Linked DNA regions of Homo sapiens: region 1 is linked to region 2. Evidence: chromatin loops called from intact Hi-C (ENCODE). Cell type or tissue: heart right ventricle. All regions are shown on one strand. Links, peaks and the distances in the headings refer to the core of each region. The heading gives the core; the rest is flanking DNA.

Region 1 (8,704 bases), core at 184-8,183, 150 kb before region 2:
CTAAAAAGCTTTTCTAACTGCCGGAGTTACCAAGAGCCTGTTCTCCTTTGTTTTATAGTATGGATTGAGTCTGTCTTAATTTGTGAATATTTTTGTCAGAATCTAGACCCAGCTTTTAGGAAGGAGATAATTTGACAAAACAGAAGTGCTTCTACTGGGTATTGGCAGTACTGTTTATGAGGGAAATGAAATAGAACAGATTATTCACATCAGTATTTCTTCACCTTAGACCTGTTGATGATGAATGTCACTTTAATTGTGGGAAAAGAAAGGCTAGAAAAAATTGCCTAATAGTGATTACATGTGCCTCACGTATACATCCCAGTGTAAAAGGCAGAGCTGGGCATGTTGTAACAAAACTCCAACAAGGAAAGCTTATCTAAGGGTATAGAATTACCACAGGGGCCAGGCGCGATGGCTCACACCTGTAATCCCAGCACTTTGGGAGGCTGAGCCAGGCAGATCACTTGAGCCTAGGAGTTCATGACCAGCCTGAGCAACATGGTGAAACCCTGTCTCTACCAAAAATACAAAAATTAGCCAGGCGTGGTGGTGTGCACCTGTAATTCCAGCTTCTTGGGAGGCTGAGACAGAAGGATTGTTTGAACCCGGAAGGCAAGGTCGTAGTGAGCCGACATTGTGCCACTGGACTCCAGCCTGGGCAACAGAGCAAGACTCTGTCTCAAAAAAAAAAAAAAAAAAAAAGAATTGCCATGGGAACTCCTGGTCACAAATTGTTATTAAGCAATAGGGCTCCCTGAGATGCTGGAGGAAAGACTTAGAATGGGGTAAGTATGGGAATCCTGTTTGGTTCATGGATAACATAGGAACTGTGCTGCTGAATAAGGTTGCCTTCTGTACCAGTTACTAGGGCTATGTAACAAATCATTGAAAACATAATGGTTTAAAACAACAACCACATTTATTTTGCTCACAAATCTGCAATTTTGGTAGAACTCAGTGGGGACAGCTTGTCTCTGCTCCACTCAGCACCATCTGGGCCAGTTTGGAGGTTGGAATCATTTGAAGGCACCTTCATTCACACGTCTGAAATTATTACTGGCTATTGGCTGGGATCTTAGCTGGGGTTGGAACCCCTTCATGTGGCCTGGACTTCCTTATAACATGGTGGTTGGCTTTCAGTGAAGTATCCAGAGAGGGAGAGAGAGAGAATGTGCCAATTGGAAGCTGTGCTGACTTTTATGACGTAGCTTTGAAAGTCACACAGTGTCACTTCTACCGTATTCGGTTTGTTAAAAGTGAGTCAATAAGGCTGTCTCATATTCAAGGAGAGGGCACATAGATACCCACTTCTCATTAAAGGAGCATTGATGTCACATTGTAAGAGGAACATGTGAGATGGCTTATATTACTGGGGCCATCTTTGGACAATCCAGTTGGTTACACCTGCCATTGGGCCTAATTGTTAGGGGTTTCTAAGGGATTCTAGATTAACCTAGAGCTTTTTCCCCTGTATTTTTCTATATCTAGTTTCTGAGAATAATGAAATGTATTCCCATTAAGGACTATCTTACCCATTTTTATCCTAGAATTCATCTCCTCTGGGGGTAAACCCTGTGGTAAACATAGATGATCAATATTCTAAAGGTCATGTAATTCAACCAGACACCCCTTGGGATAATTTTCTCCATGACCCCACCACTCTGAAGTGCTCATTCAGCCTATTCTTGGATACTTGTAATAGGAGACAGAGATGTGAAGAGTTAAGAAAGTTTTATCTGAGCAGCAAGTATATCTTTAAAATCTTAGGAGTGGATTCAAAATTAGAGGCAAGAGGATTCCCAGAACAAACAACCCAGGTTTCTACCCAGTCTTGGGTAGTGTTCCCTGGCAGAATGCTGATATGCAAATATATTTGTCACTTTTCACTGATCAGACTTTCATGGTGGCATAGGTGCCCTTCCTGCTGGTCTCTGGGTGTGGAGCCTCATTCTGAGGTACCCCAAAGTTTGCCTGGTTCATTTAAGAAGCAGATGTATGTGATTCAAAAATATGTCAAAGGAAACAGGACAGAGACTGGAGGAAACTTTTGTATTGTTTGCCTCATTGATAGAGGTTATAATTTCCTCCTGCCAATTAATTTATGCTTTATTTATGTTCTATTTTGGGTTCTGTGTTCATAGATTATTTAATTTAGCCATAGCATACCAGTGATGGGAAACTCACTGTCCTCTGAAAGAGGCCATTCTATCTTTGGACCATTCTCATTAAAAGATGGTTTCATTATTTTAAGCCAAAATCTGCCTTTCTGTAGACTTTACATATTGGTCTTAGTTCTACTTTTTGAAGGTCATACACATAAACTTGCTTCTTATGTTTTATAATAACATTTTATTTCTGAAAACCTCCCTCTTCCCCCACTGAGTCTTTCATCTAGAATAAGAATTCCCTTTTCCCTTGGCCATTCTTTCAGGTCCTCATCCTCAGCAGGCCTCCGAGATTTTTAGAGAATCTGGAGATGTGAATGCTTTTTTGCCCCATGGAGCATTGGGGCCACAGCTCAAGGGTTGAGCAGGAAGAGGGGTACTGTCACTGTTGTAAGTCTTGAAGTATCAGGCATCTGGGTACCTTCTGGGGAACCCACAAAACCAATACACATGGCCTTATTTCCTTGTATCACTCAGCCTCAGAAGATAATCCCAGTGCAATGTATTTGTCAAGGAAAAGCTAAAGGCATTCTAAATTAGCTTGGCTCTCGCAACAAGACTGTGATGTATCCCCTCCTACCCAAAATAAAAATTATGGCTTGGACATGGTGGCTCATGCCTGTAATCCGAGCACTTTAGGAGGCCAAGGCAGGAGGATTGCTTGAGCCCACAAGATTGAAACCAGCCTGGGCAATATGGCAAGATCCCATCTCTACAAAAATTGTTTTTTAAAAATTAGCCAGACATGGTAGCATGTGCCTGTAGTCCCAGCACCTCAGGAGGCTGAGGTGAGAGGATTACTTGAGCCTGAGAGATTGAGGCTGCAGTGAACCATGATCGTGTCACTGCACTCCAGCATGGGAGAGAGTGAGACCCCATCTCAAAAGAAAAAGAGTTATGTATATTTTAATAAGACTTCCTTTAGCAAAAGTGAAATAAATAATATAAAATGAATCATTATTTTTGCCCAATCAACCAGAGTTCTCTTTGTTTTATATGGCTTTGAAGGAAAATAACAACAAAAATAATGCGTAAAACAGCAAACACTTAATATAGTACTTAGTTGGTGTTGAATTCTCAGCACTTTGCATGTTTTCATTCATTTACTCCTTATGAGGTAGGTATTATTGTTATTCCTGTTTTACAGAAGAGGAAACTAAGGCACCAAGAAATTAAGGAACTTGTCATTTGCTTGTAGGTGGCAGCGTGGAGTACAAATTCTCAGATTGTGCTTCTAGAGTATGTGCTTTTAAGCCCTACACTGAACTACCTCTCACCAGCCCTGGATACAAATCCAGGCTCTGCTACTCGAATATCTGAAACTGTCACTGTGCCTCTCTGAGGCTTATTTTACCCATCTATAAAATGGGTTTTCTGGTCAGGTGCAGTGGCCCACACCTGTAATCCCAGCATTTTGGGAGGTCAAGACAGGAGGATTATTTGACAGTAGTTCAAGACCAACCTGGGCAACATTGCAAGACCCTGTCTCTACAAAAAATTTTTAAAAATTAGTTGGGCCTGGTAGCATGCACCTGTGGTCCTAGCTTCTCAGGAGGCTGAGGTAGGGGGGGATTGCTTAAACCCAGGAATTCAAGGTTGCAGTGAACTATGATTGTGCCATTGCAACTCCAGCCTAGGCAACAGAGCAAGACCCTGTCTCTGGAAAAAAAAAAAAATTTCCTAACAAAGTTGATCTGAGGTTAGAGATAACAGCTACTAAGTGATCAATGACTAACACAGTGCCCAATACAAAAACATAGATAATAAACAAAGCTGTTATTTTATTATTGTTCAGTTTGCTTCCTTACTGAGATGAATTTTTCCCTCTCTCCCATAGTGTTCTATGAAATTTGAGAAAACTTAATTTTTGGCTAATTTTTCTATATGGTATATATAAAAATATGTTAAAACATACTTTTTAAATCTATGGTGTATTTGTAGGGATTTTGCAGATACCTGGAAAAACAATTCAGTGACTTAAAGCAGAAAGGCATCGTGATCAGTTTTGACGCCCGAGCTCATCCATCCAGTGGGGGTAGCAGCAGAAGGTATTTAAACATTTTTACAAAATGATGTTTTTATAATTTATTTTGCAGTTTTATTTTAATCACCATCTCAATAACTTGACTTTAATATATTCATTAGCCTCATTGCTTAACTGTAAAAACAATGGGTAAATTCTCTTGGCAACTTTTAAAGATTCTGGTTTTACATTAGGTTAAGGAAATAAAATTATTTAGACAATTTAGAATGTAATACCTAGCTAAAAGAAAGAAATTTCTTAAACTGGCAATATTATTTTTCCCTCTCATTTGCCTTTTTATACATAATTTTTACCCTGCTATTCATAAACCTCATGACCCCCTTCCCTCTCTTGAACGCCCACGTCAAGCTGCATTTCTGAAACATTCTCAAACCAATGGGACTCTCTTATGTAGCTGAAGGCATATGATGCTGATGGTGACAATGATAATAGTAATAGCAGCAATCATTTGAGTGCTGATTATGAACCAGACACTTATGTATTTACTCATTCTATCCTCACAGCAACGTGTAAGGTATGTACTTTTATCTCTTTACCCTGAGATTATAATGTGAAAGGAGGAGTCGCAATTTAAGCCTAAGGACACTAGTACCAGGGGTCAGCAAACTTTTTCTCTAAAGGGCAAATAGTGGATATCATACACATTGCATATCACATGATTCCCATCACCACTACTCACCTCTCCCATGAAGCAGAGAAACATCCATCGACAATGCATAAACACAGGAGCATGGCAGTGTTCCAGTAAAACTTTACTTACAAAATGGGCTGTAGTTACCAACCCCTGCCCGTAACCATGTTACATAACCCTCTTTTTTACTTGAACACTTCCTCTGTTATGATGAATTTTTAATCATTCTAGAGTATCAGTATTAGTAGTAGCTTAGAATTACACATATTGAATATTAATGAAAAGTCTTATTAGCTTTACAGAGCTGGATGAGTTTATAGAGTCCTATCTTTGCCCATCAGGAGCTTCCAATCTAAGACAGAAGCACTCGTGGGGACAAACGTGTGGCCGTGAGGAAGGGTGCATAGCCGGGGAAAATCACCCGGTGGCATCAGCCCCAGGTTCAACTCAGGAGGGCATAAGATTTTTAGTCTTTAGCTTTGCAGCTCAAAAATGTGCTTTTTGTCAATAAAGCAAGAGAAAAGTTATAGCTCTGGGGGATAGATGCACATGAACTACATTCACAAGAGAATGATGTGGTATAAACCAGCATATCAGCTTGTCATTTACAGTTAGTGGATGTACAATCAGAACTAAATCGTGACCGTGTTCCTCTGCCGCCCCAGGGCAAGTCAGATCCTTTGCTCAGAGCATGCAAAGTGCACGTATGTGGCTAAGTCTGTCTGCTGAGCTGCGTAAATTTCTTCATTTTGGGCTGACTGCCCTGCTTCTGGTTGATACAACCTTCAGAGATATGTTAACATTATCAATTAAGGTACAGATTTTTTTGCCCTGGCCTTGGAGCCGTATCATTTCCTTAAAGTGAGTGATGTTACTGATTTAAGCTTATGGTTCAAGTCTCAGAGTTTGATGGGATGGGATGGAGTGGAACTCAAGGCTACTCTCTATCACCTGTAACGCGTGAGACATTTAGAGATCATAATGTAAGTGTTTAACCAACACATGGTAAAATATTCATGATGAGTGAATGGAATCTTCGTAAGGAGTTGGAAACTATTGCAGTTTCTGAATTTCGCCCGAGGAGATGTTTATCCTTTAATCTTCCAATTTTAAATATCTGGTGGGGAACGTAAGCAGTAACTGTTAAGTATATGCAGAGAACGCATTGCATTTTTTTGTGCACATTTGTAACAGAGAGAGAGAGTGGCGATCTGCTCTTTGTGCCCCAGCCAGCCTTCAGAATAGTGTCGGCGAAGCTAGTGCCCAAGAAGTATTTGGGGAGAGTAAGAATGATCTGATTGTTTAACTCACAGGGGTGGTATAATGTTGTTCATTCTAAGTAAATCGCTCATTTATTTGTGGTAACGTATTTTACACCAGCTTGAAGGAAGATTTGATGCCATTTTCTGCGTCTTACCCTAAGCAAGTTTCTGTGGAAGTTGAGAAAAATGTCAAAGAATTAAGTTTTCTTTCAAAGGCTGATTGGAACCAAGATGTATATATGTGTATGGGTGTGTGTGTGTGTGTGTGTATACACACATGCGTACTCCAGGATGTCTTTATATTTCAAATAAAGCAATCTCTAATCAAATTCCAGTCTGTGTGGTGTACGCTGGATTGTGATAGGCTTAGGCTGGGATTTTCAGCCTCTGCACTGTTGACATGTGACTGCACAGTGGCTGGATGATCTTTTGTTGTGGTTGTAGGGTACATTGTAAGGTGTTCAGCAGCACCCCTGACCTCTCCCTACTAGCTGCCAGTAGCAACTCTCTCCATTTCCCAGCATGACAAGCAAAAATGTTTCGAGACATTTCAGATGCCTGGAAGGAGAAGGTGCAGACTTGCCCTGGCTGAGAACCACTGAGATAGACAGAGAGCTGAAAGGCCAGGAAGCAGCCTGGCTCTGCCACTAAGTGGCTGTTAGAACCGGGGAAAGGGGCCTGACCTTTCTTGGCTTTAGTGCCATTTCTATAAAACAAAAGAGTGAAATGAGATGACTCCTGAGAGTCCTCCAGCTTTACTGTCCCATGCCAGGGTAAAGATTATAATAAATGCTGTCCTTGATCTGGATGCTGCATTCACCCTAAAGAACATTCAGCATTCATTTCCTTCTTTCCATCACTCACAGTCCTGATCACTCAACTCTCCTTTTCTTCCCTGTCACTCTGCATTCTCAGGTTTGCCCGACTTGCTGCAACCACATTTATCAGTCAGGGGATTCCTGTGTACCTCTTTTCTGATATAACGCCAACCCCCTTTGTGGTAAGTAGCCATTTCCTTTCATAATTTCCTGTCACATGATCAGGGATGGGACTTGGCTGAATTTTATAGTCTTTAGGGCTATTGGGATTGGACTGTTTGAATGACAGAGGAGTTCCTTGGCATGTATGAGACATTTCCTTCTCTCCTGGAATGTTTCTCCCACATCTTAGTAATATTTCTCTGGTATTCAACTTTTGATTCATTGGAATTGGTTTTTTTAAATTGCAGTTTTCCTTTTCTTTGCATTCTAAGGGTATTCGAGAGAGTCAGCAAATTTTTTTTTTTGAGACAGAGTCTCGCTCTGTTGCCCAGGCTGGAGTGCAATGGTACGATCTTGGCTCACTGCAACCTCCGTGTCCCGGGTTCAAGCAATTCTACTACCTCAGCCTCCCAAGTAGCTGGTATTACAGGTGCCTGCCATCACTCCCAGCTAATTTTTGCATTTTTAGTAGCGACGAGGTTTCACCACGTTGGCCACGCTAGTCTCGAACTCCTGGCCTCAGGTGATCCACCCAGCTTGGCCTCCGGAAGTGCTGGGATTACAGGCATGAGCCACCACGCCCGGCCTTTTCTCTGTTTTTAAATTTGGTTTGTAGTTCTTTTTCTCAGCTATCACAATTAGGAAACTTCTTGTGTCGAAATCTGAATTCACCTCAAACCCTGTCTTGTCATGAATATTTTTGACAAGCTGGCACACCCCTGTTTTATACAAATGTTTTATTCTAAATACTATTCATGGCTAGTACAGAGAGCATGCTCGGCATATTTGAGTAAGACTTTCATCAAATCCTTCATGTAGCACAATCTAAAGAAGAAGACAGTAGGGACTATGACAGTTGTTGCTTTGACATAGACAAAACTTTTAAGAGCTGGGCCAGATGCTGAGAATATGTTTTGGAAAATGTGATTTGGATGCAGTTAGTCACATCTAGTAGAAATGAGACTGTATTGCTACAGAAGGAGGTTCCAATTCATTTTGTGTTTGCCGGCTCTAGTGCACTGACAGGTAGATGCAGCACCCCTAGGCTGTAAATAACCTGCTAGACACTCTATTCACATCTAAATGTAGTTCAGGTTTCATTGTTTGATGGAAAAATTGTCATGTATTCAAGCATCCTAATTACCTTCTGTACTAAGTGTTAATAGCTATTAATTTTATGTCAGACATGAATTGAACCAGTGTATCATGATCCTCTGCCCACACTGAGGAGTCGTCCTCCCCTTTTCTTTGGCCCAGAACACCTGAGAGATGTGACATAACTTCCAGGGTGTTCAATGACTGCAGTGATTCTTGGTGAAAGGGTGGAGGGGACGGACAATTTAAATCTCAGGTTGCCTGTGTGTAATCAATGTCATTTGCCACAGTAGGGGGAATAATCCAACCCCTTCTCCCATTTTGGGAAGTAGTAGAGATGGGAGCTAAGTTGAAATATAAATATTTAACCCTGGAGTGAGAGATAAATGAGGAACCTGTAAGAGCATTCTCCATTCCCTCAAATTTTTTTTTTTTTTTTTTTTTTTTGAGACAGAGTTTCGCTCTTGTCTCCCAGGCTGGAGTGCAATGGCAGGATCTTGGCTCACTGCAACCTCTGCCTCCCA
Region 2 (8,704 bases), core at 185-8,184:
AAGCCAAAACGGGAGAGTTTTGTTTTAAAGAGATTATCTGTTTAAAGAAGAAAGAAAAACATAAGATGTACTTTTAAAAAAAATTGGACATGATCTGGAACATTAGGGCAGGTGTACATTGCATCAAGAATGTGGCTGGGCTTTATAGCAGTGTGATTTCTTGATTAGTCTTTCAGTGGGGACACTTGACTTTTTACGCAGTTTATAAATAAAACTGAACTTCTCAAGCTTTGTGATTTTCATAGTAAACTCACAGATGTCCCCAACAACCTGTCAGTTTTGAGTATATCTACTGTTTCTATGCCTCCATGTATCTGTTAGTCAAAACTGACTGCAGCAGAACTGCCAAGTAACTTCCAGAATTTATTTGGATTTGCACCTGCTTATAAAGTTTGTAGCTAAGATTATTGCTGGTATCTCAAGTTGGTAGATTTTAAATATACATATGTCAGTTTATGAGAAAAAATGGAAAATGAGAACTAAATATAGCCAAGTTTGCTGTGTTTCAAATCCAAGTATAGTTTCATATAGTTTATGGTGTGTATTAAGTATTTACCTTATGAATAAAGTACTTAACTGTGTATTTAATGTATTAATTAAGGCATTTAACTGTGTATTTTCCAGTGCTCATTCAACAAGTGTTTTATTAGGTACTTTTTGTATATAAGCAGTGTTTATGTCCTGGAGGAGTTAATTCACTCTGCACAATAGATTATCCTTTAAAAAGTGTGCACCCTGGAGATTTGTAAATTAAATATTTAAAGATGCATTAAAAAAGGAATCTTTTTTTTTTTTGACCCTGAGTCTCACTCTGTCGCCCAGGCTGGTGTGCAGTGGCACGATCTCGGCTCACTGCAACCTCTGCCTCCTGGGTTCAAGTGCTCCTCCCACCTCAGCCTCCCTAGTAGCTGGGACTACAGGCATACACCACCATGCCCAGCTAATTTTTGTATTTTTAGTAGAGACAGGGTTTCACCAGGTTGGCCAGGCCGGTCTTGAACTCCTGACCTCAAGTGATCTGCCCACCTCCGCCTCCCAAAGTGTTGGGATTACAGGTGTGAGCCATTGCATCCAGCCCACAGAATCCTTTTGTAAAGCAAGTAACTGATTGCTAATTAATATTTTATGTAAAACCAGGTTTTCCGTATTTGGGCATTACTTTTAAAACATTGGTTTATCTAGCCACCATTCATTCAACAGGTCATTTAACAAATGTGTTCAGTGCAGATATTTATGGATAACCTACCTATAATAGGTACTATTTGAGGAGCTGGGGATTTAGCAACCGACAAGCAGACCCCTGTTTTCATGGAATTCTAGATGGGAGAGATAGCAAAGCAGCAAGCAAATAGGTGAACAAGATTATTTCAGATGGTGATCAGTGCGAGGAAGAGAAGTAAGTGGCTCCGGGCTGGGGTGGTGCAGGGGTGGCATTCCATCTGACTGGTGAGAGGGCAGGAAACATGCTCCAGGCAGGCCTCAGGGAGAAGGGAGGTATGGCTGGAATATATCCAGCTGGGTGCACAGCACTGAGCTTTGAGTGGGGAGGGGTAAGGTGGGCCAGGCTGTTTATGGCTCCATAGGCTTAGAATGGGGTTTGGATTTGCTTTTAAGTGTAGTCAGAAGCCGTTAAAGATGTGGAAAAGAGGAGTGATGTCAGCTGATGTATATTTCGGATGGAAGCAGAGGGACCACTTAGGAGGTGGTTTTGGTTCGGATAGGAGGTGATAGTGGTAGCTTGGACCTCAGTAATAAGAAAGGAATACCAGTGGATAGTCATTGTCTGTATTTTGAAATGATGTGACCCAGTGGCTTTGCTATCTTGTTTGTCTGTGTTTGGTGCAAATAACCGAGTAACTAATTGCTATTTATATGTTGAGTACGAGTACAACTTGCCCTTCCATCATCTCTTTCTTCTAAGCACAGCTTCCATGCAAAGTTCTGTCCTGACTCTGGGCTTATTTATTTACCTTTGAGGTTTCCTGCAGACTAGACCAGCCCACCTTGGGTGCCGGTAGGCGGTAGGAGTTGCCCTTCTGTTTACCAGCACACAGCACAGCAGCCTTCCTATGTAAGGTGTGAATCTGACTATAGCAAATATTTAGGCAACAATTTTCTTGTGTTGCTTGAAGTCAGTCCAGTGTTGGTTTGTCCTTGATGTGTGTCCTAGGTTAATGTGATGTATTGTTTTAAAATTTTTTTTTCTTCTGTAGACTCATACTACATTTTATTAGTGGATGCTTGAGTTTAATAAGGAGGGGAGAACTCCTTGTCATAGTCAAACCATTCCTTGAATTTGAAAAATGTGCTGCCTCGGCTAAGCAAAGCTGGTATAACCCTGACCAGGATTTCAGCAGAGTTCCTGTGGAGCACTTTTTATCTGGTAGTGGTGGCAGCTGTGTTTTGGGCTTTGGGAACTCTAGTTGCTTAGAGTGTGCCAGGAACTTGGGCGTAGGTTGGTTTTACTGAAAGAGAATGGAGGAGAGCAGAGATAGAAATCCCACCTAATCCACAAATAGAACACAGCCCAGAGCAATGCCTGATGAGAAAAAAAGATAAAGTATAATTTGTTTCCTTAGACAAATTCTTTAATCTGATTTTAACCTGTATGTGTGTCCCCTGTTCTTCTGTTTCTATCAAAACTCTCCTCATCCTTCATTCCTTTCCTGAAGCACCTCTGATTAATCATTCATTCATTGACGAATGTACTAAGCAGGGCAGAGAATAACGGGAAGGGCAGGTTGTGCCAGGCAGTTAGAGTAGCGTATGCTAAGGCCTGGAGGCCCCTTGGTGGAGCTGCACTCACAGGAGGTTGGTGGGCCTGGAGCGAGACTGCTGGGGGGAGTAGCAGAGGCGAATGAGGACCAGGATGAGCATGGCATACAGACCCCTTTGGTATTTTATTCTGGAGCAGTGAAGACCCATTAGGGGCCAAAGATGATCTTTCCCCAAACTCTTTTTTTTTTTTTTTTTTTTCAGACGGAGTCTCGCTCTGTCACCAGGCTGGAGTGCAGTGGTGCGATCTCGGCTCCCTCCACCTCCCAGGTTCAAGTGATTCTCCTGCCTCAGCTCCCGAGTAGCTGGGATTACAGGCAGGTGCCACCACACCCAGCTAATTTTTGTATTTTTAGTAGAGACGGGGTTTCACCATGTTGGCCAGGATGGTCTCGATCTCCTGACCTCGTGATCTACCTGCCTCGGCCTCCCAAAGTGCTGGGATTATAGGCGTGAGCCACTGTGTCCGCCATCCCTCCCCCAAACTCTTATAGCTGTGTATTTCATTCTGTATGATGCTTTGTACGGTCACCACACTGTGCCCAGCTTTTTCTTCTTCCCTTTTTTCTTTAAATATACTTTATTTTTTAGAGCAGTTGTAGGTTTACAGCAAAATTGAGTGGAAGTTACAGAGATTTCCCATATAGCCCCTGTCCCCACTGAACTTCTCAAGCTTTGTGATTTTCATAGTAAACTCACAGATGTTTTGATAGAAACAGAAGAACAGGGGACACATGCACAGCATCCCCTGTTATTAATATTCCTCACCAGAATGGTGCATTTGTTACAACTGATGAATCTATATTGACATATGATTATCACACAAAGTCCATCGTTTACATTAGGGTTCACTGTTGGTGATATACATTCTACAGGTTTGGACAAATGTATAATGACGTATATCCAGCATTATAATATCATACAGAGTAGTTTCATTGCCCTACCAGTCCTCTGTGATCGATTCATCCCTCCCTTCCTATAAGCCTTTGGCAACCCACTAATCTTCATACTATTTATAGAGCATGTATATATAGTTCTGCCTATAGAGAATGTCATGTAGTTGGAATCATACAGTATATATGTAGCCTTTTCGGATTGGCTTCTTTCACTAAGTATATGCATTTAAGTTTCCTGTGTGCTTTTTTTTTTAAAATGGCTTGATCATTTTTTTGTGCTGAATCATATTAATTGCCTGGATGTACCACAGTTTATCCATTCACCCACAGAAGGACATCTTGGTTGCTTCCAAGTTTTAGCAATTATGAGTAAAGCTACTATAAACATCTCTGTGTAGGTTTTTGTGTGGATATGAGTTTTCAGCTCCTTTGAGTAGATATCAAGAAGTATGATTGATAGATTGTAATGTAAGATTATGTTTGTTTTTGTGAGAAGCACTCAACTGCTTTTCAAAGTGCCTATACCATTTTGTATTGCCATCAACAATGAATGAGAATTTCTTTTGCTCCTCACAGGCATTTGATGTTGTATTCTGGAATTTGATTATTCTAATAGGTGTGTAGTGGTACCTCATAGATGTTTTAATTTATGTTTCTTTAATGACAGCTGATGTAGTCCTACTCCCTTTCTTTTGATTGACTTTTAAGGAATAGAAATAATGTTAGGCCAGGAGTGTTAGCTCACACCTGTGATCCCAGCACTTTGGGAGGCTGAGGTGGGTGGATCACTTGAGGCCAGGAGTTTGAGACCAGCCTGGCCAACATGGCAAAACCCTATCTCTAGAAAAATACAAAAATTAGCTGGGTGTGGTGGCGTGTACCTGTAATCCCAGCTACTTGGGAGGCTGAGGCACGAGAATTCCTTGAGCCTGGGAGGCAGAGGTTGTAGTGAGCCAAGATTGTGCCACTGCACTTAGCCTGGGTGACAGAGTGAGACCCTGTCTCAAAAAAAAAAAAAAGAAAATGTTAGTGCTTTTGAATTTTATTTTAGAATGCACAGTAATATTCACGAACATCTGTACAACCTATAGGAAGACCTTTATTTGGTTATATTTATGATATATATATTTTCTTGAGATGGAGTCTTGCTCTGTCACCCAGGCTGGAGTGCAGTGGCGTGATCTCGGCTCACTGCAACCTCTGCCTGCCGGGTTCAAGCAATTCTCTTGCCTCAGCCTCCCGAGTAGTTGAGACTACAGGCACGCGCCACCATGCCTGGCTAATTTTTTTGTATTTTTAGTAGAGACGGGGTTTCACCATGCTGGCCAGGATGGTCTTAAGCTCCTATCCTTGTGATCCGCCTGCCTCAGCCTCCCAAAGTGCTGGGATTACAGGCGTGAGCCACCGCGCCCAGCCTATATTTATGATATTTATGAATCTAATCTTAAGTATCTGGTTTTTCCATTTTAAAATTTCTATGATTTCTGATTTTGTTGTTGGAAGAGTGGTGAACAAGTACTCTGTGCTCTTTTGTTAAATTTATATGAAAAAGCTGACAGAAAAATTACCTTAATTTTCATGCACTTTGGTTATTTTCCTGTAAATCATTTTTATATCTGTCATGTTATAATGGGATTAGACTCACAGGCTCTGTTCTTTTACATTGGTTGAACTTGGCTAAGTTAACTTTGCTGAGCCTGTTTTCTTGTGTCTGAAATGAACTTAATATATACTTGTTTTGTATTTATCTTTTTAAAAATAGTTCCTATTTTAAAATCCATTAATGTCAAAATCTGCTTAGGAAATTGTGAAGACTATCTTCAGATGTAAACCATTTAAAACATGGTCGAATGGGCAGTTTAAGTTAATGGCATGTGTGGTATTAGGCAGGGTAGATACTGAGATGAGTAGGACATGGGCCCAGCCCTTGAATAGCTTGCAGTCTAATGGGGAGAGGGAGACCTGTGGAGATAATTTAATTTTAATGTGATATATGCACGAAGAATCACTCAGCTGGGATTTTGGAGGAGACTAGAAGATGAGGTCTGAGTGAAGTCAAGGGTAATTGTAGGTCATTGATGTGGTGGATTATGAAAAGGAATAGTGAGGAAATACTACTGGTAGTTTTCTAGCATGTTTCAGAATGATTCAAGGTTGCTTTCCAACTGTTTGCCTTGTTTTTGAGACCACTGATTTTTAACCTTGGGGAAGGCACATCAGTATAAATAAATTACTCAGACCTTTTCTTTCATACCAGCACTGCCTATGGCCCTCAAATACCTATCAGTAATTGTGGCTTAGGGTGGTGGTCATTCTAGTAGGATTTAGTAATGTAATTACGGTGTAACCAGAATGTCATCTTGAATGTAATTCCATTTGTTCTTTTCTACATGGGGAACTGACACCCAGAGCGATGAAGTAACTTGATTTGAACAAGATCACACAGCTAGTTTATGGCAGAACTTAAAAAGTTCTTGGACACCTGTTTTTGAGGTACATTGTTAATATTGCTCTGCTGATTTGTTTGCACTTTCATCTTCAAACTGTTTTACTAAAATCAAAACTATGCACATCTATCAAACAATATATTGTATTTCAGAATACTTTATTTATTTATTTATGTTTTTGAGACGGAGTCTTGCTCTGTTGCCCAGGCTGGATTGCAGTGGCGCGATCTCGGCTCACTGCAACCTCTGCCTTCCGGGGTCAAGTGATTCTCCTGCCTCAGCCTCCAGAGTAGCTGGGACTACAGGTGCCCGCCACCGTGCCTGGCTAATTTTTGTATTTTTACTAGAGATGGGGTTTCGCCATGTTGGCCAGGTTGGTCTTGAACTCCTGACCTCAAGTGATCTGCCTGCCTCAAGTGATTACAGGTGCGAGCCACTGTGCCTGACCCAGGATACTTTATTTAACCCCTTGATGAGTGTATTCTTGCAAATTTCAGGTCAAGATGCCTGCAGGGAAATGAGCAAGGAGAGGAAGCCTGAGTAGTCGGGTTGGGGTGGGTGGGGATCCTTTGATATGTGAAGGGTGTCTCTGCAGCCTGGTAGGACCAACCAGTTGTGTTAACTGTGCAAGAAGAAGCACAGCCTGAGTATTTGAAGAGAGTGCAAGTTGCCAATGTCTAATGTGGCTGTTTAGCTCCCTAGCACTGGGCTGCAGTGACCCACCCATTCACTGAGTGCTCCTGTTTCCCGGAAGGCATCCTCTGGGAGATGGGGTAGGTGTGTGTAATGGATCTCTTCCCTCTAATATGAGAGATTGACTTTGCTCAGAAAAACATCGACTGCAAATGGCATTTAATAGAAGGGACAATTATTTTAGCATGAATAACAAGGGAAGAGATGATTATATTTTTCAGAACTTTATATGTGCCAGCCATTGTGTTAGAAGTCTCATAATTAATTTAATTCTCAAAATAATTGTGGCAGTAGTGGTATTATTTCCTCCTTCCACTTTTTTTTTTTTCAGGAAAGAAATATGAAGAAACTGAAATTCAGAAAGGCTAGGTACCGTGTCCTAGCTAATAAGATTAAAGCTTGACTTGTTTGGCTCTAAATTCATATTTTATCTGTTGTACCTGCATTGTCTCTGTAACGGGGATTACAACGCATGTTCAATATGTGAAACAAGGGCAGCAGAGCTTAGAAAAATATCTTGTTCCACTGAGAAACTGAACTTTTTTCCCCTTTCTTAGGTGAGAGACATAAAACATTCAACTAATCTGCTTTTAAAAATAGATATACCATATGGAAACTATATAAGAAGTGTAACATTTTTTTAAATCCCTGAATTTTGTGATGTTCTCAGTTAGGGAGAGAAGGAAACAGGAAATAAGAGAAAAATCACATAGAAGATTGAAGGTGAAGATTGGGAGGAGGTTAAGACAATTCAATGATAGACCGAAAGAGGTCAGTTTTGAGTGACCACATGAGATTGCATTTTCTCGTTGACTTGAGTTGTGGATTTTAGAGTGTTTTCACTTATTCTCTGATATTCTTTTCAAAGTACCACAGAACCATGTTTCATAGTTATTCAGCTTACCTGGAAAGTTCTCTTTAGGAGTCGATTCTGCATAGACTCTCCAGAGCATCATACTGTGGATGTTTTATCGGCCTATAGATAGCACACTAGGCAGGCAGTAGCAGGCGTGGGGTGCAGGTCCCAGTGTGCTCTGTGTTTGCTGTTTAGCCTTGGCTAGGCGACAGTGGGAAAGATGATCAATGCCAGGTGCCCATCAGGTAGCCTTGTTTGGCATCACGTGAGCTGATGTAAGTGCATGTAAACCGTCAAGCACTCTTTTGGATGAACTTGTCTAGGAACAGCAGGGTGTAGCACGTGTTTCCAATACATTTTTTGACCTAGGGCAAGTTACACTTGCCTGGGCCTCAGTCCTTGATCTATAAAATGAGAACATTGTGTTAAATGATTGCTACAGTTGTATTCAATTCAGAATCTGTGTCCCTGTGAGTGCAAGTCAAGCCAACTATCTTAGATTGTCTACCTTTGATAAGGAGGAAAGGGCCCCTGAAATCATTGGTCTAGGTCAGATCTCTCCACCAGTTACCAGTGGAGGGATGACCTTAAGTAAGTTATTTTTTTCTCTAGACATTAATGTGTTCATCCATTAAAGGGGGGATGATAAACAGCTATCCTCTAAGCGGTTGACGATTTATCCACATAACACACTTAGTACCTAGATTAAGCACTTAGTACTCGTGAACCATCATCATCATTGAATTTAGGGGTGGAGGAAGACTTTTGTAGTTGCTTAGCTGCATTCCCTCTTTTTAAGGATGAAGAAACATGAAGCCCACTATAGGTGAGATGTCTTTCCCAAAGCCACAGCTAAGATCCAAACAGAGCTCTTTGCATCACCTGGCACTCATTCAAATGGAAACCAAAAACAAAATTTGAAGCACCCCAACTGACCGATGGACCGCCCCCTCCTCAGTCAAGGGCATTCCAGAGAAACCTGAAAAACTCGTTCAGGTCGTGATGGGAAAGGGGACATGCTTCATTACACCTTCCTC

The links. Peaks named below come from ENCODE experiments on the same cell type or tissue, not always from the same donor. Only the 100,000 strongest peaks of a DNase experiment are listed, where the experiment ranks them.
Region 1: a loop joins it to region 2, with 2.4 times the contacts of the local background. A loop is called at or near these places in 54 of 110 quality-filtered maps.

What each region holds. Positions count from the first base shown.
Region 1 is chr4:37,830,509-37,839,212 of GRCh38, forward strand. It overlaps PGM2 (phosphoglucomutase 2), which reads left to right. Exons shown (of 14, transcript NM_018290.4): 3 at 4,110-4,216; 4 at 7,021-7,105. Among named protein-coding and RNA genes, the nearest start is that of PGM2, 8.2 kb to the left of the region's middle. In heart right ventricle, for the core only: no CTCF peak of the experiment used is centred there; no DNase peak of the experiment used is centred there; H3K27ac peaks cover 1,850 bases.
Region 2 is chr4:37,980,166-37,988,869 of GRCh38, forward strand. All of the region lies in intron 2 of TBC1D1 (TBC1 domain family member 1), which reads left to right. Among named protein-coding and RNA genes, the nearest start is that of PTTG2, 24 kb to the left of the region's middle. RefSeq lists an enhancer at 2,017-2,116. In heart right ventricle, for the core only: no CTCF peak of the experiment used is centred there; no DNase peak of the experiment used is centred there; H3K27ac peaks cover 4,847 bases.